4 separate regions of the Mus musculus genome follow, and all the other regions are linked to region 4. A link is a loop called in an ENCODE intact Hi-C map of the cell type or tissue named here. Cell type or tissue: heart. All regions are shown on one strand. Links, peaks and the distances in the headings refer to the core of each region. The heading gives the core; the rest is flanking DNA. Region 1 has its middle 5.7 kb from the start of Ppifos. Region 2 overlaps Zcchc24 (zinc finger, CCHC domain containing 24). Region 3 overlaps Zcchc24 (zinc finger, CCHC domain containing 24). Region 4 has its middle 31 kb from the start of Zcchc24.

Region 1 (7,838 bases), core at 1,606-5,605, 93 kb after region 4:
CCTGGCAGCAGGGGTAGGGAGGTGTTGACAGATGGACTGAGTATTGGTACCGTCTGTGAGGGGTTAGTGAGGAGGGGCCTCCAGCACCGCTTCGGGAGCATCCAGTCCCTGGCTGGAGCCAACCCACCATGTGAGACTACTGCTGCCTGGTGGGCAGGGGATGGGGAAGAAAATGGGAAATCCCAATTCTGAGTTTTAATATCCAGATTGCTAAATTTAAACAGGTCAAAGTGCATGTGTGTGGGTGAGCTCCTGCCTCCAGACTGTGGCCTCCAGACAGAGCTGAGAAAACCAGAGGGGACAAGGGGACAGGACAGCAAAAAACACAGACGACTAACTCCAGAAGCAAGACCCGTATCTGATTTGGGTTGTAGGGTGAACCCTGGAAGCCACGGAGCCCTCTTCTTCAGAGTAACATAAAGAGAATTTCCACTTATCATCGGGTGTGTAAATGTCAGGCAGGCTGCGGTCTGCTTGGATAGTCAGTATCAGTTTGGCCAGGCAGGTGAGTGAAGGGGACCCCACAGAGCAGAGTAAGCAAAGGACAGGGTGACTTGTGTGTGCAGCTCCATAGTTGGTCACTTGCCAACTGCTGGGACCTCAACTACTAGTTGCCTGAGAGCTCCCTGTCCTCTGCAGGGCTGCCTTCTAGGCCAGCCGTGCCTCCCCCACTTCATCCATCTCTCTGAGGCGCCACTCCCTCAGCGTACTATCCAGATAAAGGAGACCAGTGAACATGAGTCCCAGCAGCTGCCTGGCAGTAAGGCAGGCCCAGGGGAGATGACCTCTTGGTCCCACTGTCTGCAGCTTAGCCAGCAACACTTAGCTCAGGAGTGGGAACAATTGCCTGATGGAGTGGGAAGAGGAGTAAGCCTTGAACCCAGGGCCCCTGTGCTATCTGCTCACTCGGAGCCCAGCCTGAAGCTTCCATGTTGGCTTTCAGTTGTCTGGCTCAGCCTTCTCCCAACATGTCCCCCATCAAGCCCCAATGTGTGTGTGTGTGTGTGTGTGTGTGTGTGTGTGTGTGTGCGCGCGCGCGCACTTTGGTGCTTTAAGACACACACACACACACACCCAACACACACACACAAAACCAAACTCAAAGCAAACACAGGCTGGATTTTGACACTTCCCCAATCCGTGGAAATCAATAATTTCCCTGGACAGGAAGGCTTTCCGTTACAGAGGCAATAGCCACTAAGGGGCCTAGAAGAGAGCAGCAGCCACTAAAGAAGAGATTTTGGAGGGATGTGAGAAGCCAGCCCAGCTTCAGGAACAAGCTAGGGTACCCAGAAAGTTCCTGATGTCACCAACTGGGCTTGTGGCAGAGGCAGGATTTGATCCTCAAGTTGTCCCCTCCCTCCCAGACTCTGGCAGCTCTCTGGGCTTTCTAGTCTCACAAATCCTTCTACTAGTCCTAAGGGGAGCTGAAGTGGAGGGAAATATGCCAATGGGGCCAGCGGAGCAACTGAGGCTGGAGGGTCCGGATACCTACAACTGTGCTGGGGTCTCAGTTACCATCTTCTTTGGGGCCAGGCTTGGCCCCCTGATATTGAGTTAGATCCACTGTAAGATGAGCAGCCAGGCCCCACTGGTGTCCAGGTGTCCTGACCCCAGTTCTCTATGGCCTGAAAGTACCAAGGTTGGGCATCCAAACAGACCCTGGCTAACCAAGGTGCTTGCGCCTGGCCCCCTGGCAGGTAGAGGAGCAGCTGAGGTGGAGAAGGGCGATGGCTGAGGGAGGGTGGGCTTGCCTCTCAGGGAGTTAAGCCTGCTGAATGTTCCCTCACAGCTCTGGCCAGAGCTAGGAACAGCCTGTCCTGGGCTCAGGGCCCCTTCATACTACCTCCCTCATCTATCCAGATGCTGGAGTCCCAGGGGAGGTGTTAGAGGTCTTGGCTCCCCTGCCCTACCCTCACTCCCACCCCTCCCCCACTTGTATGCACAAACACACAAAACTCACACAGCAGGCCAGCTAGCTGCCTGCAGCAGTCTGAGAGCCCTTGGGGGTGGGGGGTGGGATGGTACACTTCTCTGGTGGTGGTGGGGCTCGATGAGGGTGGGGTCTAGCCCCCAGGATGTCCAGGAAAGCTTTACCCTTCCCCCCTTGACCAGTGCTTTCTCACAGGAGTGACGGAGCTTCAGAGCATAAGGGAAATGAACTTCCTGTGGGCCCACAGGCCTTAAGTCCCTCATCAGCAGAGGGAGATCTGAGATGGGGACAAGAGCCAGCCCTGGGCCCTGAGCCCAGGCACAGCCACAAGTTTCCTCCACAGTTGAAGGAATCCTGTTTTCTGTGATGTCACTTCGGTCACGGTCACATCTACTGGATACTGGAGTGTCCTGGCCCAAATTAGACAACTCATGGCCTTGGTATTTGGGGGTAGGGAGCTCTGAAGAGAGACTGGTAAACAGACGGCAGTGACTCTCTGGTAACAGGTTGGGTGTGCTGTCCTCTCCATCTCTGTGCCCACTCCTGGGTCAGAGGTGAACTCCAAGGGAAGCCGGGCCAAATGGGTCCAGGGTGGCAGAGGGGCAGGGAGTGAGGTGTGCCAGATACCAGACTTCCTACTTCATACACATCATCTCTTTTGCTCCTTGAAGTAACTCGTGGGGGTCGGGGGGTAAGAGGAAGTAGTCACCTAGAGGAAGCTAAGGTTCCAAGAGGCCGAGGGACTCGAAAAGCCCCTTTCTACAACCTCTCAGGGTTGCTCCAGGAAAACCCACAGAACTCAGGGCTCCTTCCCAGGCAGCCCGGAATTCCACTGGCCTTTCCCAGGCTCCATGCACCCTGTTCTGACCCCATGACCCTTCACTTGTCCTGTCCACTGGCAGGCCATCTTCCTGCCTTGCTCAGGGAAGAACGAACCTGGGACCTGTCAGCTTTCTTTGGCCCATGGGTTGTTCCTCTCTCTTTGCCAGGCACACACCCTGTTAATTCCATTCTCTCTGCCTGATTCCCTGTTGGGTTTTAGCAAAGCCCAGCATGTCATAGAGACTTCAAACTATGTTCCTTGCTCTTCCACCACACACATGCCAGCCCAGAATTTCCTGTGCTTTGGGAGTTGAGGGGTGTGTGTGTGTGTGTGTGTGTGTGTTTCCCCTTTTGTACTAACTAGCTGGTCTTTTGCTGTCCTCTGGTGGCTGAATCTGAGAGCTGCCATTTCCTGCAGGCAGGCGAATTTAATCTGTAAGAGATTTCCTCCTTTTCCTTATGGAAATGTACGAATGTGCGTGTAAGTGCTCTCAGGTTGTACCTGACCCTCCCTTTTGTAACCTCATTATCTTCATCATCACCTGCCTCAGCAAACAGATCTCTCTCACTTGTCTAGCCAATAGCAGTGTTCCTTTGATGGGTACTCTGTCAGCAGAAGGCCCTGGGGAGAGACCCTTTGCCACCCTCTTGTCCCCTCAGATACTGCCTTCCTTGTCCAAACAATTGCGCTGTTTCCGTTTCCTGCTGGGTCCCAGCTTGTACCAGGAGTGGTATCAGGATTCCGGAGTGCGGTTATGCATTTGGACTTGAAGGAATAGCTGGAGTGCCTGCCAGTGAGAAATGGCATACTAGCACTCCACAGCAGGCAGTGACATCACAATTAATCATGGTATCCTAGGATGACACCTAGGTGATAAGAATGTACCTTGAGAGACCAGCTGTCTGTGACACTTGACCATATGACAGTAAGGATGACCAAAAGGACAGTGATGAGTGAGCTCTTTTGAGGATGCTTGATTGATTACCAAAAGAAAATGAAACTTGTATGCCCTTCAGTTCTCAGTACGAGCTATAGACTGAGGGCGCAAAATCTTCTGTGACAGGAAAAGACGCTCGCACACACTGGGCTGACTGCACTAAACATGAGTGATGGTAACCGTCCCAGGTTTTCTTGTCCCAGGTCTTCTTGTCCCAGGTCTTCTCGTCCCAGGTCTTCTCGTCCCGGGTCTTCTCGTCCCGTCCCGGGTCTCAGCACCAACTCTTACACGCGTTCTCGCGACCGGCCAGGAAGAACGCAACAAACCGGAATCTTCTGCGGCAAAGCTTTATTGCTTACATTTTCAGGAGCCAGAGAGCCAGAGAGCAAGAGAGAGAAAAGGAACAAGAACAAGAAAGCAAGAGAGAGAAAAAGAACAAGAACAAGAAAGCAAGAGAGAGAAAAAGAACAAGAAAGCAAGAGAGAGAAAAAGCAAGAACAAGAGAGAGAAAAAGAATGGCAAAACCCCGTCCCTTTTAAGGAGAATTATCCTCCGCCTAGGACGTATTACTTCCTGATTGGCTGCAGCCCATTGGCCCAGTTGTCATCACGAGAAAGGCAGAACACATGGCGGGAAAATTGCCCCTGCACGTGTGCAGATTATGTTTACCACTTAGAACACAGCTGTCAGCGCCATCTTGTAATGGCAAATGTGAGGGCGGCTTCCCACACATGAGACAAACCCATAATTGTGGAGGTGGCTGCACCCTTGTTGTTGTTTGAATTTACAGTCTTGTCAAGAATTTCCTGCGAAAGAACATAAAGGATGGGACCCTAAAGTTTGGAATGGGAACATGTGCATGGATCCAACAACCAACCCAACCCTCAAGTTCCGGTCCCTCCCTCACCCACCTGTGCCTGAGGAGAACTGATTGCTTTGTGTAAAAATACCATAACTAGGCTGGAGAGATGGCTCAGCAGTTAGAGGCTCTTGCTGCCCTTACAGAGGGAGGACCCAGGTTCATTTCCCAGCACCCATATCAGGCAACTTACAACTGTTTGGTAACTTTAGTTCCTGGGAATCTCGCATCTGCAGGCACTTTCACACATGTAGTGTCCGCACGTACACGCATCCCCGCCAGCACATAAATCTTTGTTTTTAAATACCATGATAAGCTTATGTGGGTCAGACACTTTGAAAAAGGACACTGACACACACACACACACACACACACACACACACACACAACACACACACAGAGAGAGAGAGAAAGAGAGAGAGAGAGAGAGAGAGAGAGAGAGAGCCCATAAGTAGACCAAATATTCTGTCCAGAAGGACAGAAGAATCCCAGAGGAAGCATCTCCCATACTAAAAGAATTAGAAGACCCTGCTAAGACATATTTCTAGTAGGAAACAGTTCACATTCCATACAATTCACACATCAAATGGTTGTTAATGTGGTCATGGTCATGTGTAATCATGCCCAGAGCCAAGTGTTTTCAACATTGTGTAAGGAACGCTCCTCACAGGGACTGGAGCCATGCCTCAGCAGGTGTTTGTTGCGCTTGCAGAGAACCTGAACTCAGTTCCCAACACCCACATCTGCTGGCTCAAAACTGCCAGCAACTCTGGCTCTTGGGCACCTGACACCCCTCTTTTGGCTTCCAAAGATACTCACACACCCATAGGCTGTTGTAAGAATGTTTACCCAGGGAATAACTAAATAACACCTTCTCTCCTCTCCTCCCCTCTCCTCTCCTCCCCTCCACTCCCCTCCCCTCTCCTCTCCTCCCCTCCACTCCCCTCCCCTCCCCTCCCCCTCCCCTCTCCTCCCCTCTCCTCTCCTCTCCTTCTGTAACCCCCATGACAAACCAGATTTTGATTCCACCAAAGACCTCCTGGTGGAACCAACCCATTTCTACGGCAGAGAAATTATGGACAGGAGCCAGGGTGACCCAAAGCAGCCACACTGAAAGGTCTTTGTCAACACTGATGGTTTTCCTGTGGCTTCAGAGATGGAGGTCCCCTTCTAGTCCTCGACAGCCTATACCCCAGTTCTTTCCTGAGACCCAAAGCCATGTACAATTAGAGTAGAGCTGCACACAACCAGCTGGATAGGGAAAGCAGCTGGATAGTCAGAAAAAGGTCCCATGTCTCCTCTGCCCCCTCCTCCTATAATGGGGTGTCAATAAGCCCAGCTATGACAATCTTTCCTAAGTGGTACAGCTGAACTGTAGGACATTTTTGTCCTGAACTTTTACTCAGAATTAGTAACATGCTTAAACAGCCATACAACTTTTTTTTTTTTTTTTGGTTTTTCGAGACAGGATTTCTCTGTGTAGCCCTGGCTGTCCTGGAACTCACTCTGTAGACCAGGCTGGCCTCGAACTCAGAAATTCGCCTGCCTCTGCCTCCTGAGTGCTGGGATTAAAGGCATGTGCCACCAACGCCCGGCGCCATACAACTTTTTGTATGCATACATGTTTTCATTCCCCTTGGGTAAATGGTGACTCTGTCTAACCATCCGAGGAACTGCGTCCACATCCTTACAAACACTTGGTACTATCTGACTTTTTATATTACACATCCCAGCGGGTGTGAAGTAGCCCGTGGTAGTCTTCATCTGCATTTCTCTGATGACTAATGATTTGCAGTGTCTCCTCAGGTGCTTAATGGCCAGTTATATCTCTTTAAAAACATTTATCTGTTGTGTATGTGTGTTATAAGCACACAGATGTCATACAACACATGCCTGAAGGTCAAAGACGACTGCTGGAGTCAGTTCTTCCATCACATAGGTCTTTTTTTTTTAAAGATTTATTTATTTTTATTATATGTAAGTACACTGTAGTTGTCTTCAGACACTCCAGAAGAGGGAGTCAGATCTCATTACGGATGGTTGTGAGCCACCATGTAGTTGCTGGGATTTGAACTTCGGACCTTCAGAAGAGCAGTTGGGTGCTCTTACCCACTGAGCCATCTCACCAGCCCCCATCACATAGGTCTTATGGACCAGAGTTAAGTCATCAGGCTTGGTGGCAAGGCTTTACCTGTAGAGCCCCCTCGCCAGCCCTCACCTCACCATTTTTATCTCAAAAAGACACCATATTCCAATACACACACCTCTGGCCCCTCTAATCCTTCTGTTTCATCTTCCACATGTTCCTTGAGCCTAGTGGGGAGACAGTGAAATACAGATGCACCATTTAAGGACGCACAGTCCAGCGCCATCTGTTCTCTGTACTCTGGCCAGTTGTGAGTCTCAATTAACTGACATCCTTTATGACTGCGCAAAGAGGCTTCGCTGATGAGGGCTGAGGCTCGCCCTTGCCCATGGGTGTAAGGATAAGTATTTAGAGGGCAACTTGATACTATGCCTCTGTGTTTTGTAAATGTTTCTTCTGTCCCCTTCAAAGCCCTGTAACTTTGGGGTCTTATCCTAATAGTGTGTGTACATGAAGTTACACTGTTATATTCATTGATCTTTCTGATGTTAAACCAGCCTAGCATTCCTGAATTAAAACACAGTTGGTTTTGTACTCAGTAGGCTCCAGCTGGGCTATGTTATAGTTCAGTGATAGAATGCTTATCTAAGGCCTTGAGTTTGGTCCCCAGTACAAGACACACACACACACACACACACACACACACACGCACACGCACACGCACACGCACATGCACATGCACACTAAATAAATGACTCAAGAGCGAAGTGCTTTTTATTGTGTCCTTCAGCATGCACCCAGCAATCCAGCTATTTGAGAAGCTGAAGCTAATCGGTCTCTTCAGTGCAGGAGTTAAAACCAGCTCAGGCAGCAGAGTGAGATCCAGCCTCAAGCAAGCAGCTCAGGCTCTGTATGCGCTCCCGGGATCCTGCGAGTCCCAGGCTTTAGGCTTTAGTGCACCTATGAAACATCTGCAGAATTGCTTTTCGTGAAGCGAAATCTTGCAGAACCCAGATGTGGTTCTCAGCCTTCCTAACGCTGTGACCCTTTAATACAGTTCCTCATACTGTGGTGCCCGCCCCCTCGCCCAACAATAAAGATATTTCTAACTGTAATTTTGCTACTGTAGTGAATCCTGATGGAAATATCTGATATGTGACCTCCATGTGAAAGGGTAGCTGGGCTCCACAGGTTGAGAAA
Region 2 (7,838 bases), core at 2,543-6,542, 54 kb after region 4:
AAGAGTCCCCTCTGGGCAACCACTCCACAGCACAGACAGCATCAAGGCTGTTCATGGTCTTTTCAGGGGTCCACAGAAATGGTTCTACCTTATGTGGTTTAAGACCATGAAAGGGAGGAGACATGATCATCATCAGCATCACCACCACCACCACCATCATCATCACCATGATGTAATTAGACTCTAGCCTGAATAGCCACACTAACACAGTTAGAAAATATAATTTTAAGTAACTTATGAAGGAAGGCCACACAAAAGAAAAAGTCTATGGACATAAAAGTCATCAGGTAGCCCTAAGAGGAACTGGCGGCTGCTTACAATTGGATGGTCTTGCTGATTTCAGGAAACTTCACCCAGGGTCTCCATGCTACCAGGAAGGATCCTGATGCTGGACAGGGAGTCCATTAGAAAAGGGGAAAGAGCCTTGACTTCATAGCTAAAAGGCCAAGTTCAAGTCATTGTTCTATATGTTGCTCTGCTGTGCAACACTGCATAAGTTGCCTAACCTGTCTGGGTTACTTTTCCACATCTGCAATTTGACCTTGCACTTCTGTGCAAGGACCCAGTGTCCTTTCTTTAGGTCCCCCCTCTTCCCAGCGTGGCAGCTGCCCTTCAAGCCTTGAACCGCCCTCACTCCCAATCCTTTCTTGATGAGTAGTGGTCCTTGTGTTGGGGGAGGTCCGGTGGGGGATTGTCACCTGTGCCTCCATGTCCAGCTGAGGGCTGGAGCCCAGGGGAGCACGGGTCTGAGTCAGCATGCCTGCTAATGTGATCCAGATGTCAGACGGAGCAAAACCGTCACCCCCACCCAGCTGGCAGCTCCGGTTTCTTGGAGATTGCAAAAGAAAAAAGGAAAATAGAGCAGAGAGAGACTCAGATCCCAGAACAGCTGAAATCTTAGGATGTAAATAGTTTCAGAGTCTTGCTAGGAGGTCATTGACCTTCTGCCTACCCTGCCTGGCCTGCCCTGTGCCTCCTACCACAGGCCAGAGGCACCAGTCCCTGAGGGCTTGGGTGTTTAAAGGCGATAAGCAGAGCTGAAGGTCCATAGCTGACCCTAGCCTGTGCTGGCAATCCTCTCATTCCAGACCTGACCTCTCAGCAGGTTTGTTCTTCTCTGGGGTCTGAGTGGGTGGAACTGCCCAGGGGACAGATGGAGAGGGACCACGGATCTGTGGGGTTTCCCCCAAAGAACTCAGGCTAAGGTCTGGAAGTTCCTTACAGCCGCCAAGCTGAGAGGCACGGAGTGCTGAAGGGAGGTGCCCTGTTGAGTGGCCCCAGGCTGGCCCTTCCCTAGGCGTGTGAGCGCCTCCCATAGGAAGGGACAGACAAGGGAAAGCTCTCAGGCTGAAATGTTTAAAGCCTCCATGCATGCCAGAGCTGCTGTAGCTTGGACTTGGGGTGAGCTCAAGTCGGTCTCGAGGGCTCATGTGTGGCAAGCTTGGTTCTCACAGTGTTGACGGGTAAAGTGAGAAACGCTGGACGGGCCTTTAAGAGGTGGGGTCTCGTGGGAGGTGGCTAAGTCATTGAAAGGAAAGGAGGTAACTCCTCCAGGACCCTGGCTAGGTTGTCATGAGAAAGCAAGCTTCTTCCTCTTAGTCCTCTTAGTCTTCCTAGTGTTGGTGGCCTTCTCCATAGGAGCTCCAAAGGACTTGATGTTAGGACTTTTAGCCAAAACTGTGTGTTACACAAACCCATTTCCTTTGGGAAGTATGGACCTCGGGTATTTTATTACAGCAATAGAAAGCAGAAAGGAGCACTAGCGAGCTGGTAGGGAAACTGAGGCGTTCCCACAGAGCCTGAGCTAAGATCGCTCTACGAAAAGATCTATGGCGGGGAGGAGGTAGGGAGGAGGGGGGGCCAGAAGAAGGGAAGGGAGGAAGGAGGAAGAAGAGGAAGGAGGAGGGGGGAGCAGGAGGAGGAGGAAGAGGGGGTAATCACCATTCAGTGATTCCCAGGAGGGAATCTGGGCTGGGGGTAGGTGGCAGGTGGCAGAGGGGAGTGTCTCTCCTGTGGGGACCTGAGCTATCCTGCTCTAGCACCTGGCACAGTACTTGGAATGCCACCGGAGCCTAGGGAATGTTCTCAGGAACATGGCTCGGAGCCTTGACTGCTGCTTGGCCCAGTCTCATGGGTCCTGGTGTTGGGAGGTGACAGGACTGATGTTCATCCTGGCCTTCCCTTCCTCCCTCCTCTCTGGGATCCCCCCTCCTCCCCTGCTGCCTCATACCATGCCAGTGTGGCCTCTTTCCAGCTGTGAGCCTCTGGGAAAGTGAGCCAGTCTTTCCAGGTCTTGTTTCCTCCGATTTCTAGTAAAGACACTGAAAAGTCCTGCCCCAAAGCATGCTGGGAGCCGCTATTTATCTGAAGCTCCCCCCACACTCTCTGAACTTGAACGAAGTCTGTTAGTGGGTGTTGTTATTTTTAGGCTGCAGGTCAGCTCTTACAAACTGGTTTGGGGTGGCCCCAAAAGTCTGGAGTGTGCCTCAGAGCTGTGGGGGTCACCAGAGGGCTCTGGGCCTCTCCTCTTACCCTCTGTCCACGGAAGGGGCTAATTCAGGGATGGGCTATAGGGGGCTAGGTGACAAGGCTGTTTCTTTGGGGGCTTGGGAGGAACAGGGGAGAGTCCCAAGAACTTGGGACCACGCGAGGAACTTTCTGAAAGGGGCTCAGGGAATCTCTTCTGTCCAGGGTGGTACTCCAGGGAAAGGCTCGGGGCAGCACAGCTGTCAGCTCCTGCTGGCTCCCATGGAGGGACGGACTTGTCAGGTCCTCACCCTACCTAGCACAGACAAGAGGGGACAGCTGCAGAGGCAGCATGGGAGTGTGGAGAAAGAGGGGTGTGGTGCAGGGCACGTGACCGGAAGGAGCTAGCTGTGGACCCGGTTTCACATCCTCAGCTGGTGGTTCTCTTTTTAAGCATCATACAGGACAAGAAGGAGCTCCCAGTGTTTCCATGACCAGTGAGGGCTTCATCTCCTAGACCCTGAGGGATGGGGATGAGGGCAGAGCCTGGGAAGGAAGGCTCATGCCTCAGCCTTGAGCAACTTGCAAAGCCTGGAGAACAGAGTGCTGAAACAAAGCCACAGCGCACCATCCCCATCACAAGGTGTCTGACACAGCTGCTGTTCTCTCGAGGTTTAGAAATCCAGTAATCGAGCCTGGAGGGTTCACCAAATGGTTTACCTTAGGCTCGGGCTGGGGCCACCCCTTAGCTGTGCGGCTGCGTGGCTAATGGCGGTGGCAGACACATACGGGAGGTTGTGAGTGATTCAGTACAGAACAGGGAGAGAGGCAAGGGCTTGCTCTTGTCACATGGCTTGTGTTTATCTTGGGACTGTTCAAGGATGAGCTGGCGCTGAAGGCCCAGGGTTCTCAAAGAGCTATCCCGAACTGGACGCAGCCTTTAGCTTTGTGCTTGCCCACTGCATAGCCTTGGCTGGGGCTGGGTTCCAGTGCCTTGCCGAGTGCAGTGGGGTATGTGGGCCACACTGCCTCTCCCTTACTTGGCCTCCTCTAGCACTTGGTGTGCAGCTGCTCTTAGAAGCTTTGTTGTTGCTCTTGAAGCCGTTGGCCCCAGAGCCTTATCCACCCTCGCTGGTAAACTGAGACTGGGACTAGAGCAAGACTCCTGAGATATAACCGACACTGGACCCTCCTCTTGCCTTCCCATTGTCTCCAACGGCTGTTGAGCCTATATTCTTGGGGACACACTCATGCACACACACATATAAATATGCACACACACAGACATGTGCATACACATATGCACACACATATACATGCACATGCATACACACGTGCGCACACACACACACACACATACAGGTGCATACACACATGGACACACTCAGTGTTTCCCCAGCTGCTAAGCCCTGCCTCACACTGCACCCCATTGCCTTAACTCAGCCGCTTCCCTCCCGCTCCCTTCAGATCCTAACTTGAGCCGGCCTCTCTTGGGACTCGTCCCCAGCCGTCCCATGCCTGTGAGAACCTGGCCTTATGGCTGGGCTGATTCCTGTTCCCTTCAGCTTCTCACTGGCTTAAGCTCCAGAAGGCCAGCAGGTCCTCTAGAATCTGCTGGAGAGCGAGGAGACCTGAGGTGAAGACAGGACAGGAAGTTGGTTGCTAGGTAGGGCTGCTCATTGCCCTGTGTCTGGTTCTGACCAGCTTCAAGGGAGTTTAGAGGCAGGATAGTCAACTGGGTGACCCTGAATGAGTCTCATGCCCTTGCCATGCCTCAGTTTTCCCTTCTGTATAATGGTTCCATGGACACACATCCAGCCCGTCCCTTGGGGCTTCTGTGAGAATCGTCTGAGCTGACAAGTTACAGACGAAAGGAAACCCAGATAAGCAAAATTGAAGGGCCTAAAAAGGAGTGACTGTTCTGGATATCAGCAGGCTAGCCTGGAGTGTGGCCCTTGAGCCAGCTGCTGCTTTGAGAGACTTAGAAAAGCAAGCTGGGGTTGACAGTATGGCTCAGTGGCAGAGCTCTTGCCTAGCACGGGATCAGTTTCAAGCGGCAGCAGGGTGGATGTGATCTCAAGCCTTCTGGGTCACTCCTGTCCACACCAGAGTTCAGGAGCCACTGTCCCTCAGCACAGTGACCCCTACTGTCCTTGTGGAGTCAGCAGCATGTGCCTTCCCTCTCCAGCCTGGTGGGACCTTGCCTAGGAATCCCCACCTTGCTATAGTAGCTACCTTGCTCGTCTGCTTAGGATCCAGAGGCATTGGGTGAAATGGAGCAAAGAGCTGGCAGCCCTGGTGAGGCTGCTCCGATTGTCTGGGGAGTCAGCAAGGCCTGTCAGGGCTGGGGCAGAGCAGGCAGAGCTGGGGAGCACCCTCAGCTGGGTGCAGGAAGCTCCGGCTTCCTCTAAGCAAACCAAGGGCGTTTATTTCTGCCCAGGCAATCACTATCTATACCAGACACAGCAAAAGGGCCAAATCACAGCTGGAGTGTTTGGGTTAGACAGAGGACAGGACTTTCTAATCGGTCAGGAACACACCAGGAAGGACACTGAGGGCCTCCATCCCCTGAAATGCAGTGCGAAGTCCACAGCAGACTCTGTCCAGCCTCCTGCTCTGAGACACTTTATCACTGTGATGTAACACTGTCATGTACAAACGCCATGCTGAACACCATGCACGGAACTGAGTTGTAAATATAAACACACATACACACTCACATTAAGTAAATTAACGGGGTTTTGTGTTGGTCTGCATTCAAAGCTATTCTGGGGTGTGTGCACCTCACAGGTTGGCTGGACATTCCTAGAGCTCTAGACAAGAGAGGCCACATCATTTGTCTAAGTTCACAGCTAAGCCCAGACTGTCACAGCAGAAGTCCTGGATTTTAACTGCTGTTTTCAAAGCCTCTCTTTATAACAGGCCTCCTGAGTGAGGACTGGCATTAAGGACCCTGGTGACCCTCCTGGAGGTTGTTTGGTAGGCACTGCACGTAAGTGGGGCCAAAGGCTGTCTTGGAGCCTAGAAGAAGATCTCTCTCTCTCTCTCTCTCTCTCTCTTTCTCACTCCCTCCCTCCCTCTCTCCCCCCCCCACCCCCTCTCTCTGAGGCAACTGAATCCCTAAAGCCAAAGGGGTCTAAAGAGGGTACAAGGAAAGGTTTAGGGGACCTGAGCCTGATATGGAGACTGGGAGACACTTCTGTGTGTCCTTGGCCTAGTTGCTTGTAGTCTCTGTTTCCCTATAACAGGAAAGAGGGGTGGAACCCAATCACATCCCTCTGGGACTTCCCCTTAGGGGTGCCTGGGATGTTTTGTCCTGTTTATTTGGGGGTGCTGCAGGTGTTGGCTGGGACATAGACTTGTCTGCATGTTCATTAAATGATGGTGACGGACAGCTGAGCAAAATACGGTACCCAGTGTGAAATGGCATGGTGTCCTGGTGGGAGCATCTGCAGGTGAGCAAGCTCCAAGTCCTCCTCAGGTCCCAGGGCTCCTGCTTCCTCATGCCAGTGCTTCATCCCAGAATCTTGGTCCGTGCGGCCATAGAGCTTGTGACTTGGAAACAGGCTTCCTTCCAGGTGGCTCTGGCTGGTGGGCTTTGGGTTGTGTGTTTGGGTTGTGTGGTTTCAGATCTGAGGGTCTCTGATCCGTCCATAGCTGAGTTCGGCTTTCTAAGCCTCACACGGGTATCTGGGTTCTCAGGGGCTCTCATTCTGGGGAGGAAGCCTCTTGCCTGAGCATAGTGTGCATTACTGTCCCCATTCTAGAGTCTAAGACATGGTGCTGTTGTAGCCTTAGCTCTGGCAGAGTCTACACTCAGCAACTCTGCAATGGTCCGCCAGTCCCTCTAGACCAATGGCTACTGGAGCCAGGAGTCTGGACTTAGTCTTCTTTTTTTTTTAAGATTTTATTTATTATATATGCAAGTACACTGTAGCTGTCTTCAGACACTCCAGAAGAGGGAGTCAGATCTCATTACAGATGGTTGTGAGCCATCATGTGGTTGCTGGGAATTGAACTCAGGACCTTCAGAAGAGCAGTCAGTGCTCTTAACCCCTGATCCATCGCTCCAGCCCCCGCCTTTGTCTTCTTGAGGTGAAACAGTGAGCTGTATGAACCTGGACACAGGCCATTCTTTCCTGCCTTGGGGGACAGTGAATTGGGGAGAGCAGGACCCTGTAGAACTCCTGGCTCCACCCCCAACACTGCCGCAGGAGGAGTCAAAGCTAGAGGAGAGAAAAGGCACCTCCCATCACACAGCAGGGACAGCGGTGCGGGCACCGGAAGCATCTCTTGGTTATGTTTTGCATCGGTACATCTCACAGCAGAGCTCTTGGTGCCCAGAGTAGCAGATTAGGCATAGTAGATAGCATGAGGGGCTATCACATGCAAAGACCCTTCAGTCTCTGTGCTGACAAACACCCCGATTCCAGACGGAGAACAGAGACCTAGCAGGGGATGAATCGCTTAGTAAGAGTGGTAGCCTGTCTTCCAGCTGTTATGGCATGGGCCTTTCCAGTCAGCCCGGCCTAGGCCTGGCTTTTTGTATGGAACCATCTTGTTACTATAGGACCCAAATGACCTTCGGTCCCTCTAAGGTAACAGAGAGCATTCCAGCAGTGTGTACTTACCGTCTATAGCCTAGAGACTACACCAAGCCTAGGAGGGCTCTCTCTAACCCTAGGCCATTTCCAAGCCTAAGGGCTGGTGCCCCACTATACTCCCTCTATCCCCACTTCAGCTATGCTAGAATGTCAAGCCTGACACAGAATGTCACTTGTGTCCCTCACTCTGTGTGACCTTGAAAAATGCCCCTGCATCTCTCTGGTTTCTTCCATGAGGAGGGACAGCAGAGTATGGCTGACAGAATGGCCACAAGGATTAGTCAAGATCCTGTAAGGACAAAGCTGGCACACCGAGAAGGGGGCAGAGGCTGCCCACGTGCCTGCCAGCTTATCAATCTTGGCACAAAGCCTGCCTTGGAGAGAGAGCTTGTATTTGCTGAGCGAGACTGGGTGGCCACCCTTACAGCCACTTTAGGAGTGAAATTATGCTTTTCAGAAAACTAGGCACATTGGTAATGTGAAGATGCTGATGGCGATGATGATGGTAGTGACGGTCATGCTGCTGCTGATATAGTGATGAGGTGGTAGTGGTAATGATGGGGTTGGCACTACCATTGATGGTGGTGGTGGTAATAACAGTGGTAGTGATGGCAGGGATGCTAATAGTGATAATGATGATGGTGGTGATGATGGTGATGATGGAGGTGGTGGGAGTCATAATTGTGATGATGGCTACTCTAAGTGAAATTCCAACCATGTGTGTGCCAAGCATTTGCTTTCAACGAGCCAGTCTCTGTCCTCATTGAT
Region 3 (7,838 bases), core at 1,554-5,553, 74 kb after region 4:
AGCCTTTCTTTCATTTGTTTGAGAATTTTTCTGCTTATACAGATCAAACAAATATGCAGTAGGCTTCCTATGTATTTCATTCCTGGAAACACCATGATTGATTAGCCAGTACCAAAGGTCCAAGCGAGTCATGCCATTATAAATTTCACCTCTCCTGTGCTGACCATTACTGGGTATGTTATTATAAACATTCTTTTGTCTACGCTGTCCATTATAATAACTAGGATCACCTTGTCTCCGGCGATTCAATGCTGCCACCTGGCCCTTGTTACCTCGGGATCCAACTAAACCCAGTGAATTTAATTCATCTAATTGAGCAGAAGCATCTCCAATGCTAAGATCTGGCACAAGGAAAAAGGGAAAGAACAAAACCCTTCAAATGTGCTGGTGCCCCTCTCACCAATTTGCGTCTTATAGAGCTGGTGAAAGGCATATCTTCTGGACCTTCCCATTGTGGACAATTATGCTTTACACAATATATCCACTCTAGCATTGCAATTTCCCTAAGTCTTAAAATCCCTTCATTAACACTAAGCCATGGAATATCAGGCATCTCCAAGTCATTTCCAGTAGGCCATCTTTTGATAAACACCTCAGCCAACCATTCAAACAAACTTTTGACACCTTTTTTAACTATGCGAGCTTCCGTATTAAACCTAGAATCTCTACTCAGAGGACCCATGTCAATAAACTCAGCCTGCTCTAGTTTTATGTTCCTTCCACCCTTATCCCACACCCTTAAAATCCATTCCCACACATATTCACCAGGTTTCTGCTTGAATGAATTAGCAAACTCATTAAGCTCCTTAGTAGTGTAGCGAATTTCCTCATGGACTATACTTTCTACCTCCCCTCTAGGAGCCTGTTTTGCTTTGAGTCTGGTTACAGGTCTAGAAGAAACTATTGGTGGGCCGTGAGCAGACTCTGCAAAATTAATTTCCTCATGTGGGGAAGGCATTATTTCAAGAGGTGGGGCTGAGGGTACTACTTCCTCAGGTGGGGCAAACCCTTGAGAATCTGAGGATTCAAAATTCTCAGCTTCAACATGGTCTTCCCACACATCCCCATCCCATGTTGTAGGATCCCATTCTTTGCCAATTAGAGCCCTTACTTTAACTGTCGACACACTCTGAGGCTGAGACTTGAATTTTCGCTGTAGTTCAGCCAACCTTACAATGAGAGTTTCTGTTTGATTTTCTGCAACTTGAGCTCTATTGCTACAAGAGAGAAGATTCTCCTCAAGGACACACTTAGCAACTTTTAGATCGTTTACTTGTGTCTGGAGCCTTTCGATTTTATCACACAACTCCTTCCTTTCATTCATCATTTTTTCCACAGATACTAAGAGCAGCCAGCCAGTAAAATCATTTTTCGATTTTTTCCCCATCTTGTAGAAAGCTTTGTGCACTGAATCACCTAATTCATTAAGAAAATCAAGGGCATTAGCTTCTTTAAGTTCGGAATATAGTTTCAACCATGGGTCTTCAAAATTCTCTGAGCTCCCAGGAGGGAGAGAATCTGGAGAGGTTTCAATAGTTGAAAGTGCTGGTGGATCAACAAGCCAATTCCAGAATTTTAAAAGATTCATCCTTGTACTTCTGTTACTCTAGAACCACTCCTGGTACCAACTTCTGTATTAGTCAGGGTTCTCTAGAGTCACAGAACTTATGGATAGTCTCTAGATAATAAAGGAATTTATTGATGACTTACAGTCGGCAGCCCAATTCCCAACAATTGTTCAGTCGCAGCTGTGAATGGAAGTCCAAGGATCTAGCAGTTACTCAGTCTCACGCAGCAAGCAGGCGAAGGAGCAAGAGCTCGAGCTAGACTCCCTTCTTCCAATGTCCTTATATTGTCTCCAGCAGAAGGTGTAGCCCAGATTAAAGGTGTGTCCCACCACACCTTTAATCCCAGATGAAAGGCGTAGCCCAGATTAAAGGTGTGTTCCTTAAACTCGGAGATTCAATCTTCTGGAATCCATAGCCACTATGGCTTAAGATCTTCAAACCAAGATCCAGATAAGGATCTCCAAGCCTCCAGATAAGGGTCACTGGTGAGCCTTCCAATTCCGAATTGTAGTTCATTCCAAATATTGTCAAGTTGACAACCAGGAATAGCCACTACATGATTGTACTCTTGTTTTCTCGGCCATTTCGGGGAAAGGCCAGGCACTGGGTGGAAAGGGTCACACTGGAGTCAGTGAGTAGGGTTCAAGTCTTGGTTTCTCAGGAGCGGGGCCCTGTGCAGGTGCCTGGGCCGCCCATGACAACTATTTGCTTTCTTGCAGCAGAAAGGGGCTGTGGAGGGGCAAGCTAGGAATTACTGGCTCGTGGTAATGCTCACTGACGGTTAGGGTCTCTTCCAGAGCCCCAATCCCTCTCACTGGGCAGACAAAGAAACAGGCTCCGAGAAGGGCCTGAAAGAGCCTAACATCACATCTGTTTCCCAGCGCTTCTTTACTTGGAACTGAAGGGCTCAGGAGAGGCAGGAGGGAGCGAAAGAGGAAGGGCTCGCAGTGACAAGTCCTGGCCTCCAGGGAAAGCCATCGAGCCTTACAGAACCCTGGCTGGGTGAGTTTGTGGTCAGCCCTCTTGCCTCTTTAGCTTGACCATAGGAAGTCCATGTCGGATCCCAAGACCCATGGCTGGTACCCCCAAGGCCAGGGCCACCTCAGCAGCCAGTCTGCATGAGAGCACACAGACAGTGCAGGCCAGGGCTGGCTGGAAGCCCATCTGTTCTTAATTTCCTCTCCCTGTCCCTCTGGCTCTGGCTAGAGTGTCTCATCTGGGTGCATGGAACCAACTCGGGGTTTCATGAGGAGGCTATCCAAGGGGCTGCATGAGGCTGAAATGATGGACGTCCAGGGAGGTGAGTGACCCTGCCCAGAGTCTACCTACGCTATTCCGGAAACAGGGAAACTGAGGCCTAGAGAGACCTGTGACAGTAGTAACCACTTCCTGTTTCTCACCACCCGGGCATGATGGGTTCTCTGTGCTGTTCTGGCACATCCCACAGAAGTTCAGAAAGTCCTGGCAGACAGCTAGATCCAACCATTTGGTCGGCGTAGCCTTCAGACACTGCGCCCATCTTCAAGGCTGGATTCATCAACCCTAGGCAGCTGGAGGTGAGGCCCTCGGCTATTATTCAGAAAAGTATCCAGCCCAAATTCAGAATAGGCATCCCACCCTGCTGCCTGTTCCTGCGAACAGCAGCTTTGTCATGCTCCACCCGAGGCACCAGTGGCTATTGTGGCTGACATCTCTGCAAAGAAGGGACCGTGAGGGGACCAAGCTTACTCAAGAATGACTCACTCTGTAGGGACTTCAGATAGGGGTCTCAGACAAGGATGACTTCCTGCCTGGATGACGTAGCTCTGCAGATCATGGTCCAACAGAACCAGCAGCCAGAGTGGCCCAGTGCCCTCTCCACTGTCCACACCTGCAGGGATAACAGTAGGGACTAATGTGAAAGAAGTCACCTTTGATTCCAAAGGGGTCCCACTGCCTTCCAGGCGCCCCCTGGTGGGCAGGGCGGGTAATCGCCATTGCTTTCCTTCAAGTTGCGCTTGCTTGGTGCGGAGAGCATGCATTTATTAGGGCAGAGTCTGAGCAGAAACGAATGCATCTGCAGACCCATGCCCTGCAGGCAGATTCTGAAGCCTAGCGTGTTCCCTTGGTCTGTTTCTCATGTGTTTTCCCTTTTCACAGTGTGCCATCCCTTACCCTCCCTTCCCTCAAGCACTTTCCCAAACATCTAGCAATACTCACTATAACTTTAAAAAGTACACTGGGGGTTGTCCCATTCCCAGGTCTTCATTGCCCCAAATCCTGTGGCAGTGAGATCATTGCAAATGCTTTGGGTCTGTATTTCTGATCATAAGGCCATTTTTTAAGATGACTATTAGTAATGGATCAGGAGACACCTGACCAGCCTCTGCTCCCGTCAGCATCTGACTGTGGCTTTCTCTTCATAATCTGCCTCAGGGGCCTTCCCTAGCCCTCAGAGTTACCAGGCTCGACTTCCTGACCAGGGCAAAGGTCCCCTTGGCAAGCTTCCTGATGGTTGTTTTCCCAGCTCTGCTTGCATTGCCTGAGGGATGGAGGGACTCACTACCTCCCAGTCCTTCTGATGGAAGGCTAAGACAACCTCATTCTGATGGGTGAATATTCCGAGGTGGAAGCTCCTTCCCCTCCTCTCTCTTCCTTTCCAGCTCTGCCCATCACACACCAGTGTGGCCTCCTGCCTCTCGGGCTGCCTTTCTGCTACTGTTCCAGACACAGTCTTAAGGCTGGAAAGGCCTTCCTTCCCCAGCTCTGTCCTGCATCCCTCCTGGGCTATCTGTCAAATCTCCTGGCTTCTATGGTACCTAGGACCCGTTTGTGATACCGAGGGTGGGGTGGGGTGGGGTGGGGGGGGCGGGGGGGGGTAGCTCCTGGGAGCCACAGAGCCATGCCTGAGCTCTTGGCAGATGTATTCCCCCGTGTGGGTGGGATAAAGGGAGTAGGCAGCCAAGGTCAGGAAAGCCTGCTGGGGCCTGGCAGCCTGCTTGGCTAAGTGGTAACCCCTGCAGAGCTGTCTGTTGACATTTATGAGAAGAGTCCAGGCCTCTGCAGGGAGGAGGCCAGGGGAGGCAGTTTGTTAAACTGCCTTCTCTCTGGGCTCTGGGCCCTGCCCTCACTGGTCAGTATAAACAATGTCAGGACAGAGCCTTCCAGGAAGTGCCTCCTTGAAGCTGCCCGCCTGCTGGCCTGTGTCCCTCTCTCCACTGCTTCTGAAACTTGCCCTGTACGCCACCTCTGCCCCTGCAGGAGGGCACAGGAATACCTGCTTGCTTTGCGCGCGCGCGCGCGCGCACACACACACACACACACACACACACACACACACACACACACCATGATATCTCTGCCAAGCCACAGCAGGAGGAAGAGCCTCCTGAGCCTTGCTTTCAGTATGTGGATGTTCTTGGGCCTCCTGCTCTTACCCTGAATCTTCAGTTTCATCAGCTGTCCTATAGTTTTCTGTAGTGGGAGGCTCGACAGGCTGTAAACCCTGAGAACAAAGCCCAGGACACATGCTTGGTCTTGTCTCTCCTTCCTTGTCCTCTGTTGGCATGTGTCCAAGCTTCTGCAGCCTTCTTTTTGAGTTTTTGAGGGTCCTTATGGAAGAATATTCCAGAAGATGAAGACACCTCACTCCTCTTTCTTCGATGGCTTGCTAGTCTCCCTATGTGCAATCCTTGGGATAGAGGACTACACCGGCTGCCAGGCTGTCATCTCATTTCTAAAATATTCTTTGGATTTTTCCCAGGCCTCAGCCCCTCCCTCTGCCTTAAACACCAATGGTCACTGATCGAGAGTGTGTTGCATGTGCCTGGTCTGAGCTGAGCACCTGCAAGGGTATCAGGTCTGCAGCTCGGGCCCTTGATCAGCATCTGGTGCCCAGATGCAGAAACAGGCAGAGATACCAAAGGGCTTGTAGGTGACCAGGTAGCAACAGGTCCAGCCGGCTTGTGATTTAGGAATCTGACCCTGGAGTCCAGGATCTGAGCTTGTCCTATGGGACAAAGGCATCAGGGAGCTGCCAGCATCTGGCCCGTCAGTGATATGGCACATCTGGGCCTATCGGAAGCCAGGCATCCCAGCCCTGGGTACCTGTCAGACGGCTCCACAAAGACCATGTTAAAACTTTGAGCTGTGGCTCAGCTCCTTTCATTTCCTATCCATCTGCCTGTTTCTCTCTTTGGTTACAATCTACACCTCATTACTTTTGTGGTGCTTCTAACTCTGAATCAGACACCCTGAGACCAAAGTTCACAGTTTATTTCAAATCCTGACTAGGATGCCATGTCTTGCTCAGATGTGCTAGGATGAATTGATACCCACTTCTGCCCTTTGGCCTAGATATGGTAGATAAGCCTCAGGTCTTGAGGGCTCTCTGAGCAAGACTAGATATGCAGAACCAGATGCCAGAGCCAGCCTGCTGGGGACAGGCCCTCTTCCTCCACCAGCTAAGGAAAATCTCAAAGCTACCAGTGGTGAGACACCTACTTATTTGTAGGTGTGTGTGTGTGTGTGTGTGTGCTTGCACACATGTATGTATAACTGCATGCATGCATATGTGGTATGCATGTGAATATGGAAGTCAGAGGACAACCCAAGTGCTATCTGTCTTTCTTTTGAGACGGGTTTTTAATTCCACTGGAGCTTCACCAAGTACGCCAAAGAACAAGCACTTCCAGGTTAGGCTCTGCCTAACCACACCAGACTAACTTACGTGGGTTCCTGGTCAGATTCAGGTCTGCACGCTTACAGGGCAGACATTTTATCAATGAAGCCACTTCCCCAGCCCCATCAACCCCTCAACAGCGTTGGCAGACACCTTTGGAAACGGACACAGGAGAGCACAGGCACACGGTGCCTTGTTTGTGGATGACAGAGAGCAAGTGGGCTGTGGATACAGGCAGCTCAAAGCCAGGGTACTGGGTACTGGGTTCTGGGTGCTGGGTGCTGGTGGAGAAAGTGGCCTCAGAAGGACTCAGAAAACCTGCAAACCAGGTAGCTAAAGAGCTCAGCCTCAGAGGCGCCCTCTTGTCCAAAGTGCATAGAACACCTCAGACTCTGTGGGGTGCATCTCTTACAACATGGCTCCCTCTTGGGTCTTCCCAGGGCTCATAGTGAACCTGAAGTCACAGTGACATCAAGCAGGTGGCCCAAAAATCAGCACTGTGTGGTGCTTACTTTCCAAGTTTTGATGTTCACACCAATCTCCCTTTTGTTATTCTGTCTGAACTCTAGTCAGATACCACCTAGTGGTGTGCATGACTTCTGGGGAAAACAAAAACAAAAACAAAACAAACAAACCACTGACCACTCATAAGTAATAGAAATGATTATCTTATGGACTGGTACTACTTCAGGTTAGCAAATAGTAGTGCCAATAACCCTATTTTACCTTGTGTACCACATGCTGCTCTTGGGGCTTATCTGTATCATCTCCTTTAATACTCGGAGCACTCTTTTAAAAGGTTTTATTGCAGTATTAGTTTCTCTCTCTCTCTCTCTCTCTCTCTCTCTCTGTATACATACATACCACAGCATGCATATGGGGGTCAAAGGACAACTTGTGGAAGTTGGTTCTCTCCACCATGTGGGTCCTGAGGATTGAACTCAAGTCAATGAGAATTGGCAGCAAAGGCCTTTACCCACTGAGCCCTCTCACCTTGTCCAAGATCACAGAACTAGGATGTGGATCAGAGTCTGCTTTTTTTTGAGACAGGGTTTCTCTGTGTAGCCCTCACTCTGTAGACCAGGCTGGCCTCAAACTCAGAGATCTGTCTGCTTCTACCTCCATCCGGAGTCCTAGAATTAAAGGTGTGTGCCACCACCTCCCAGCTCAGAGTCTGCCTTTGACCTCTATACCATTTCCTAAGTGGCAGTCACTCCGGGAGTTACCATGGCAACGATCATCCCACAGCCCCAGCTTTCTGAACCTGGTAGAGGTTGTCAGAATTCAGGTTCTGGGATGGCTCGATGGGTAAAGTGCTTGCTGCACAGCATGTGGATCTGAGTTTAATCTCTGGTACCCACAGAAAGAGCTGGCGGGGGTGGCACCTGCCTTTAATCCCAGCACAGGGGAGATAAGACAGGAGGATTCCTGGAGCTTGCTGGATGGCCAACCAAGCCGACTTGGTAACCTCCAGGTTCAGTGGGGAACTGTTTTTACAAAAAATAATACGTGGAGAGCAATTGAGAAAGACTTGTGTTTGACCTCTAGCTTGTACACGCACGGGTACAGCTATGCATATACAACACACACACACACACACACACACACAC
Region 4 (7,838 bases), core at 2,260-6,259:
AAACACACTCATACATGCATGCATGCATGTGTGCATGTATACACACACACACCCCTCTGGGGTGGGAGTCTGCTAGGAACAAGGAAAGGACAGTCAGATGCCAGTTCCTTAGGAGACAGACCAGAGGGACACTTGGAGTCTGTGGGCCAGGGGAATCTGAGAAAGCTTACAGGTGGAGTTTTGCTTACACCAAGAGGCTCCCACCCCAGAGCCAGGTCTTGCCCCACCATGCTGGGTAGAAGCTTTCCTGGGAGGCACAGCCAGTTCAGGGAGCATGGAGTTGTCCGAACGCCACAAAGTAAAGCTGGGCCCAAGGTTTCTGACCCAGTGAGTAGCATTCCGAGAGGCCTGAAGCCTGAAAGGCCTGCGGAACCCCAGGTATCTGAGACCCCAGGCTTCACAATGACTTGGGTTGAGTGGCTACAGCCTCTGGATTCTTCTCAGACCCCTGCCTGGGCCTGTCCTGCAGCCTCTGATACTCCCGTTGGGGGCACAAAGGAAAGTTGAGTTGGGGGTTAAGGGTTGGGAGGGGAAGCCTACAGCTGAGCTGGGGGCCTGGGAAATTTGAGCCCAGCCACAGGCGGCCACAGGCAGGAGAAAGCCTGCTGAGCCCTAGCCCAGCCTCCCCAGCAGTCCCAGGATTAGCTCAGCAGCCTTCACTGTGCCCTGGACATCTGTAGTCTGCTCCCCTATCTCCCAGGTTCATGGAGGTGAAGGAGCCAAGGGACAGCTGTGTCTTAGAGCCTAAGACTAAGAGAATCCAGCAATGGCAGTGGAGCTGTCTGGCCTCGGTCCAGAAAGGCCCTCCCCCTTCCCCTTGCTTATGAGCCCCAAGGAACTTGGATGAGGAGGAGAGGAAGAGCAACAACACTTGTGTAGCTCACCAGACACAGGGGCACTGAGGGCCCCTTACCTCATTCTCAAAACTGTCACAAGGCTACCAGCACTTGTTGCCTTAGCTTAGAAGACTGGCTCAGAGGGGTTAAGGAACTTGCCTTGAGTAACCCAGTGGAAGTGTCAGGATAAAAATCCAGGTTAAAAGCAGTCTACTTCTGAATCTTGAAGCCCATTTGGACCCCAAAGAATGAGAAGGCAGTAGCAGGTTGCCCTGTTTGCTGACTGAGAGCTTTTGGTGACCCTGACTACATCATTGGGTGGCATGCTGAGACAAGAGGCTTTGTGAAGGTGGCTGGATGATCTGTCCCATGGATCTGGCATCAGTTGAGAAGGTCACAAGTAGAGAACTCAGCTGGAAAAATAGAGGCAATTCGGCTTAGAGAAGTCTTTGAGGAGGACGGATTGTTGATGGCCTAGTACAGACTCACCAGCATGGGGACCCAGTTCAGCCAGGATAGGTTAAGTTTTGCTACAATAACAAACAATCCCCACATTTCATTGGCTTCCACAACTCTTTGTTTCCTGTTCCTGCTACTCATTCAAAACAGGTCAGCACAGGGAACAGGGTGGGGGCAGGGGGCTGCTGTGCATTCTGCTAGCTCATGGATTCAGGCCAAATCAAGCTTCATCCAGACAGTCCTCCCCATATTTTGGCAGAGCTAAAACTGCACACTAGCTTTTAAAACTTTAGCCTAGTTTTTACTGGCCAAAGGAAGTCACACAGTGTATTAGCCAGCTTTTATTCACTGGAAAAACATCTGATATAACTGAGAGAATAGTTTTATTTTGGCCTGTGGTTGGTTAGCATCATTGCTTGGGCCTATGTTGAGGTTGTACCATGGCAGAAGTATGTTGGAGAGGAGAATACTACTCATCCCATGTTAGCTGGGAGAAAGGACCAGGGTCCCAATATTCTCCAAGGCCATACCCTGTCCTAGTTAAGTTTTTCATTGCTGTGAAGAGACACCATGACCACAGCCACTCTTATAAAGGAAGTTTCACTAGGACTGGCTTAAAGTTTCAGAAGCTTAGTCCATTGTCATCGTGGTGGGAAGTATGGTGGCACACAGGCAGACGTGGTGCTGGAGAAGGAGCTGAGTGTTCTACATCTGGATTGGCCGGCATCAAGAAGAGAGAATGACACTGGGCCTGCATTGATTTTCTGAGATCTCAAAGCCCACCCTAGTGATACACTTCCTCCAAGAAGGCCACACTCATCCCAACAATGCCACATCTCCAATAATACCACTCCCTGTGTGTGTGTGTGTGGGGGGGGGCGGGGGGCATTTTCATTCAGGCCAATGGGACTTCCAACTTGGCCTCACCTATTAAAGATCCCACCACCTCCCAATCGTGCCCAGACCATATTACCACTTACCAAAACCACAGCCAGGGAAATATCTAACTTGATGCTGAACATAAGCATACATGCACCCTATCCTGCCACTGCTCAGAAGCAGACAGGAATGTCTCATGGATAACAACAATGACTACCATAGAGCCAAAGGGGCAACAGGAAAGGATGTGGGGGGAGGCACATTTCAGCATGATCTTCCCGGAAAGCAGCGTCTGTCAACGGCAGTTGGTAGATGCACCACGGGAAAGTACTAGAAGGTTCTTCATGGTCAGCGGAAGTTGGGATGAGGGCTTTACAGCCAGAAGTAGTTATGTCCAGTCCCTATTCTTCCCTCTTTCTTTCTTTTTTCTTTCCTTCTTTCTTTTCTTCCTTCCTTCCTTCCTTCCTTCCTTCCTTCCTTCCTTCCTTCCTCCCTCCCTCTCTCTCTCTCTCTCTTTCTTTCTTTCTTTCTTTCTTTCTTTCTTTCTTTCTTTCTTTCTTTTTTTTTAAAAGATTTGTTATTTATTTTATGTATGTAAGTACACTATCGCTGTCTTCAGACACACCAGAAGAGGGCATCGGAACCCATTACAGATGGTTGTGAGCCACCATGTGGTTGCTGCGAATTGAACTCAGGACCTCTGGAAGGCCAGTCAGTGCTCTTAACTGCTGAGCCATCTCTCCAGGCCCCCTGTTCTTTCTTAATGGCCATTGCTATGTGCAGACTATTTACCAGCTCTTGGCTCTCACCTCTTCTCCACAATGTGGGAATGAGACATCCAGTAGATTGCTGTGGAGACTAAATGAGATACTATTTTTAAAAAATGCCCGTACCATCCTCTACACCTGGCAAATCCTCCCCAAATCCATTGTGTTTCTTGTTGTTTCTATTTCTACCCCAGATCCCATGACCTTGCCCCTCCCAGAATCCTTGACTGCATCCTTTCTTCAGCATCTCACATCCCTAAGACATTATAGTCAGCAGCCAGGGCAAGGCAAGGAAAAAACTGCATTCTGGCCAAGAACACTAATTTTTCTGCACTTCTGCCCCATGGGTTGGTGAGGTTGGAACCTTCTCTGTGAAGCTTCTGATTTCTTATCCACTCCTATCTCCAGATGTTCTTCTCTTCCCATGGTCTAGACGCCTGCGAAGCAGCTACCTTGTTTATCTTATCTTCAGGTCTTCCCTGACAGTCACTGATCCAACATAGACCTCTGTGGTTTTTTTTTTTTCCCCATATAAATGGAGCCTTTATGTAAGAGCTTTTTGTGTGCAGCCGACTGCTATATCTGTGGCAGATTCGGATGAGAGGTTTCCCTGCTCCGCTCCTATCTAACACATCACTACTATCTGTTTCTTGTCACTCGGCAGACTTTTCTGCTTGCAAATGTGGGCTCTTTAATTTCTGATATAAAACTGTCCATACTCAGACCCTTCCCATAAATTTGAATGGTCCATTTGGGAGACATCAAGAGATGTGGTGTGGGCCAAAAGGGGGGGGGGGCACAGAAGCACAGAGGAAGGGCGGGACTTAAGGAAGCCTAGCCTAGCCTACTTACTCCTCACAAACTCGCTGCAGCTCGCCGAGGTTGGTCTGCAGTACCGGTTTTGGACAGTAGGGGAGGACCAGCGACTGTGCCCGGGATGCCTCGCTGGGCTGATGAGGGTTTCAAGCTTCTCCCCTAGGTCCGTTTGTGCTGCAAGGGGTGACAGGGTTCTGGGCTCTCAGCTCAACTCTCTCCGTCTTCCAGGAGGCTCCTTTCCAAAAGTGCTGTTGCAACTGCGGCTTCCGCTTCTGTTCCCTAGAACTGTCTCATCCGAATGCCTTACCTCCCAGGGTGTGGGCTCTTGCAAAGAAATCCGTGTATTTAATACTCAGAGCTTGTGTGTCTCATGAAAGGATAGCCTGGCAATCCCAGATTCAAGGTTGTCCATGATCTCAGTCCTCGGTACCTTTCCACCCATTTTCTCATATGTGCGGCAAATAAAAGGCCTGTCACTTGGGAAAGCAGGTGATTTCTAGCTGTCTCTGGCTCCCATCATCCCGTTAAGGATCCTGCAGTAAAGAAGCCTGCACCAGACAATTAACCTAGCATTTCCCCAAATTATTTAACAAGCAAGGCTATTTCCTCATGTTAGCACCTTACATCTCATGTAATGGAGTGACCACCTCTAGGTCTGACCTCATGGTCCCCCCATTATCAGGCTCTGGCGCCCCTCAGCTCCAGATCTCAGTGGCCCATCTAACATGGGTCTTCTTGGGGCTCTAGCATCAGACAGCCCTCCTTAATATGCCACTTTCGGTGATTTTTGATGTTCTAGTTCCGGGCATCTCAGTTACAGTGTCTGCTCTCTTGGCTCTCTCGGTTCTGTGTGCAGCAAAAGTCCCAGGTCTCCAAAGAAGTCCTCTAAGGAACAAGAGGAGCTCACCTTAACTCCTAAGAATCCAACGCACTCTGTAGCTCAATTCCCAGCAGGTACCCCCCCCCCCACACACACACCATTAGCACTGTCTTGGGCAGAGTAGAATACAGGCTTGCTTGCCGCTGCCCTGGGCCCAGAGTGAACTTCAGGGCTTAGTGGGAATCAAAGCCTGCTGGAGCGAGTCAGAGGCTACCTGGATTTCTACTTGCCCCCAGCCGGCACAGTGGTTCCAAGAGTTAGGATGCGTCCTTTGAAAGTTCATGTGTCAGAAACTCAAGCTTCAGTCACATGTTCGTGGCATTTTAGAGTTGGAACATTTAGCAAGTAGTGAGGATTAGGAAAGCTCACGAGGGGGAGGCCTCGGGATGGCATTCAAGTTTATATGTCAAAATGAAGAGTGCAGAAGCTGGCACGGGAGCTGCCTCACCACAATGCACTCTGCCATGCTGGGACTCATCACAAGTACCCCAGCAGACTCCAGTACTGTGCTCTGGATTCCCTAGACTCCAAAATGCTAGCCAGACAAATCGTTATACTTTATAAATTCAATTGTTTGCTGTTCCTTTATAGAAATAGAAAATAGACCAAGTTAGCCTGTAAATGTGCTGAATATCTGATCCAGATGAAGTGCACAATAGGATCCTAACTTTTTATTTTAATGGTTTAAAATGTTCACTTTTTATCATTATTATTACTATTATTGTGTGTGTGATATGTGCGTGTGAATGTGAAGTGTGTGTGTGAGTGTGAGCATGCTCATGGAGGTCAGAGGGCAACTTTTGGGTGTTGGTTCTCTCCTTCCATCATGAAATCCAAGAATGAAATTCAGGTCATGGGGTCTGTGCTCAACCTAGCGAATCTTACCACTGGCCCACATCTTAAAACTTTTACTTGCTAATGTGCTTATATATCTATCATCTGTGCTACAGGTTTCACCAAGTGTAGTTCTTGGAGCCTTTGAATGGGAGCCATCTATCATTGAGTCAAATGATTTTAAGACAAAAAGTAATGATACGTGGTTTTATTTAACTATTAAAACATGTAAAAGCAACAGAAATTATGAAAAAGGGGACTGGGGAGATGGCTCAGCAGTTAAGAGCACTGACTGCTCTTCCAGAGGTCCTAAGTTTAATTCCAGGCAACCACATGGTGGGTGGCTCACAATCACCTGTAATGGGATCAGATGCCCTCTTCTGGTGTGTCTGAAGACAGCAACAGTGTACTCATATACATAAAATAAATAAATAATTCTATTTTAAAAATTACGAAAAAGGAAAGACTTTCTAATAAATTTAACCTTGCAAAGTTTGTTATATTGTCATCATTAAAAAAAAATTCTGCATAAGCAAATAAAAACTTTACCATACCAGCTTGCAACCTTGGGCCAGGGTCTGGGGATTAAGATATGTGTACACCTGTTGTGGTACAGGTCCAACCAGTACCATGTTACAACCACACTGCAAGGCTGATCACTAGTTATGGACTTCTCTAAGCATTTTGTGTTATATGAAGACTGATATTTTATATTTTTGGAAGCTATTATCTCTCTCTCTCTCTCTCTCTCTCTCTCTCTCTCTGTGTGTGTGTGTGTGTGTGTGTGTGTGTGTGTGTGTGTGTGTGTATGTGTGTGTGTGTGTGTGTATGTGTGTGTGTGTGCAGGTGCCTGCAGAACTCAGAGGAACCTCCTCAGGCTACACACACACACACACACACACACACACACACACACACACACAAGGCCTGGAACCTGGAACCTTTGGGCAGCTGTAGGCACTATCTTCAAGCAGTGTCATCTGGATGGTGAAGGGCAGCCATCTCCACAGTAGGAAGAATGAGGCTCTCCTCTGTGCAGAAGATGAGTCTGAAGGTCAGGACATCATCGTTATGTCTTTAAGGGAATAGTCGGTGCTTTTAACTGCTGAGCCATCTCACTAGCCCCTCATCTAGTTTCTTAAGGAACAAATTTATGCAAGGTTTACATTGCAGAACACCATTTATGTAAAAACATTTTTCTCTGTTTTCTTCACAGCTGTATATGCTCAGTCTACCATCTCATGTAGTCCAAATAATTTTTTATTCCTCAAGACTATTTTGAACTCAGTTATACCAAAAAGACCTGATTAAATGTCAAGCACATTACACTTAAAATTATTATTTTCACTTAAATATGGTAACTCTCTATACTGATGACTATCCAAGTTCCATCCAGTATTTAAACACTCACTTGTTTCCTATAGTTAAACATCTCTGAACCCCGAAATATCCTTTCTGTGCCCTCTGGCTCAGAAAAGGATATTTTTAAAATATCCACTGGCTCTTTTTAAAGTCTTAGAAGATCAACATATTTTTTTTAATGACGTAGCCTGAAGTCAACTACTCCGAGACTATGTCCCTCTTCATCCTCCCTCTGATCTCTGTGCCTGCTTCTGATGTATGTTGATTTGTGGTCTCACCGAATCATCAATATTCGGTTGTCCATCTGTCTATCCAGCTTACTGTCTCATTTGCCAGACTGAACTCCTCAAAGAGAAGTCTTCATGCGGTCACCCAAGCCCGGGCCATCAGGCATTTGGCAGCATGTGGCCAGGGAATGGCTGGAGTGTGTGCACTTCCGAGGATGCTAAGCTGCCGGGTTGGTGGCCTGAGGACCAAATCCTGGCCACGGGCCTGACAGCGGTGGAGGAGGCTACTCCATTAGGTCCCTGTGGGACTCTCCCAGGCCTGCCCGGTGGACTCTGCCACCCTTGCTTTCCTCCCTCATCCCAAGGCTTATCTGCAAATCTCAGCACTCCCCAAGGCATGTTCAAGAGCCAAGTGGAGCCTTCCATCTGGATCGAATTAAATGGCTGGAAGACTTATGTCTTGGAGTCAGCAGGGCTGGAGGAAGACTTTCAGAGAGAAACCTGACCTTCTTCCTCCGAGAACTAACTGAAAAGAAAAACAATGAGCTGGTGAGAGCCGTCCGTCCGTCCGCCCGCAGGGGTAGAGATCGTGAGGAATGAATGATAGAGCAGGCCTTTGCTATCTGTCAAGGTTCTGAGTCCTGGGGCCTCTCCTCACCTCGGCAGCATGGATGGACAGTGGTTCGTGCTTTGTGGTGGGAACGGAGTGAGGCAGACATGGATGGACAGTGGTTCGTGCTTTGTGGTGGGAACAGAGTGAGGTAGACAGAAGGACGTA

Evidence for each region. Hi-C counts contacts between places; a loop is a spot of excess contacts. Peaks named below come from ENCODE experiments on the same cell type or tissue, not always from the same donor. Only the 100,000 strongest peaks of a DNase experiment are listed, where the experiment ranks them.
Region 1: it touches region 4 in a loop (4-fold over the local background); 18 of 42 quality-filtered maps call a loop at or near these places.
Region 2: it touches region 4 in a loop (3-fold over the local background); 8 of 42 quality-filtered maps call a loop at or near these places.
Region 3: a loop joins it to region 4, with 6 times the contacts of the local background. A loop is called at or near these places in 20 of 42 quality-filtered maps.

What each region holds. Positions count from the first base shown.
Region 1 is chr14:25,703,096-25,710,933 of GRCm38, reverse strand. It overlaps 1700054O19Rik. Among named protein-coding and RNA genes, the nearest start is that of Ppifos, 5.7 kb to the right of the region's middle. In heart, for the core only: CTCF peaks have their summits at 2,225 and 3,161 (motif pointing left); DNase peaks (open chromatin) are centred at 1,853, 2,253, 2,943 and 3,443; H3K27ac peaks cover 1,530 bases.
Region 2 is chr14:25,742,740-25,750,577 of GRCm38, reverse strand. All of the region lies in intron 2 of Zcchc24 (zinc finger, CCHC domain containing 24), which reads left to right. Among named protein-coding and RNA genes, the nearest start is that of Zcchc24, 22 kb to the left of the region's middle. In heart, for the core only: a CTCF peak has its summit at 4,616 (motif pointing left); DNase peaks (open chromatin) are centred at 2,847, 3,997, 4,617, 4,837 and 1 weaker place; H3K27ac peaks cover 1,674 bases.
Region 3 is chr14:25,722,114-25,729,951 of GRCm38, reverse strand. The region is part of intron 2 of Zcchc24 (zinc finger, CCHC domain containing 24); the gene reads left to right. Among named protein-coding and RNA genes, the nearest start is that of Ppifos, 25 kb to the right of the region's middle. In heart, for the core only: CTCF peaks have their summits at 2,540, 3,526 (motif pointing left) and 4,739; DNase peaks (open chromatin) are centred at 2,551, 3,331, 4,061 and 4,631; H3K27ac peaks cover 2,926 bases.
Region 4 is chr14:25,796,395-25,804,232 of GRCm38, reverse strand. No RefSeq gene overlaps it. Among named protein-coding and RNA genes, the nearest start is that of Zcchc24, 31 kb to the right of the region's middle. In heart, for the core only: CTCF peaks have their summits at 3,859 and 5,855 (motif pointing left); a DNase peak (open chromatin) is centred at 3,912.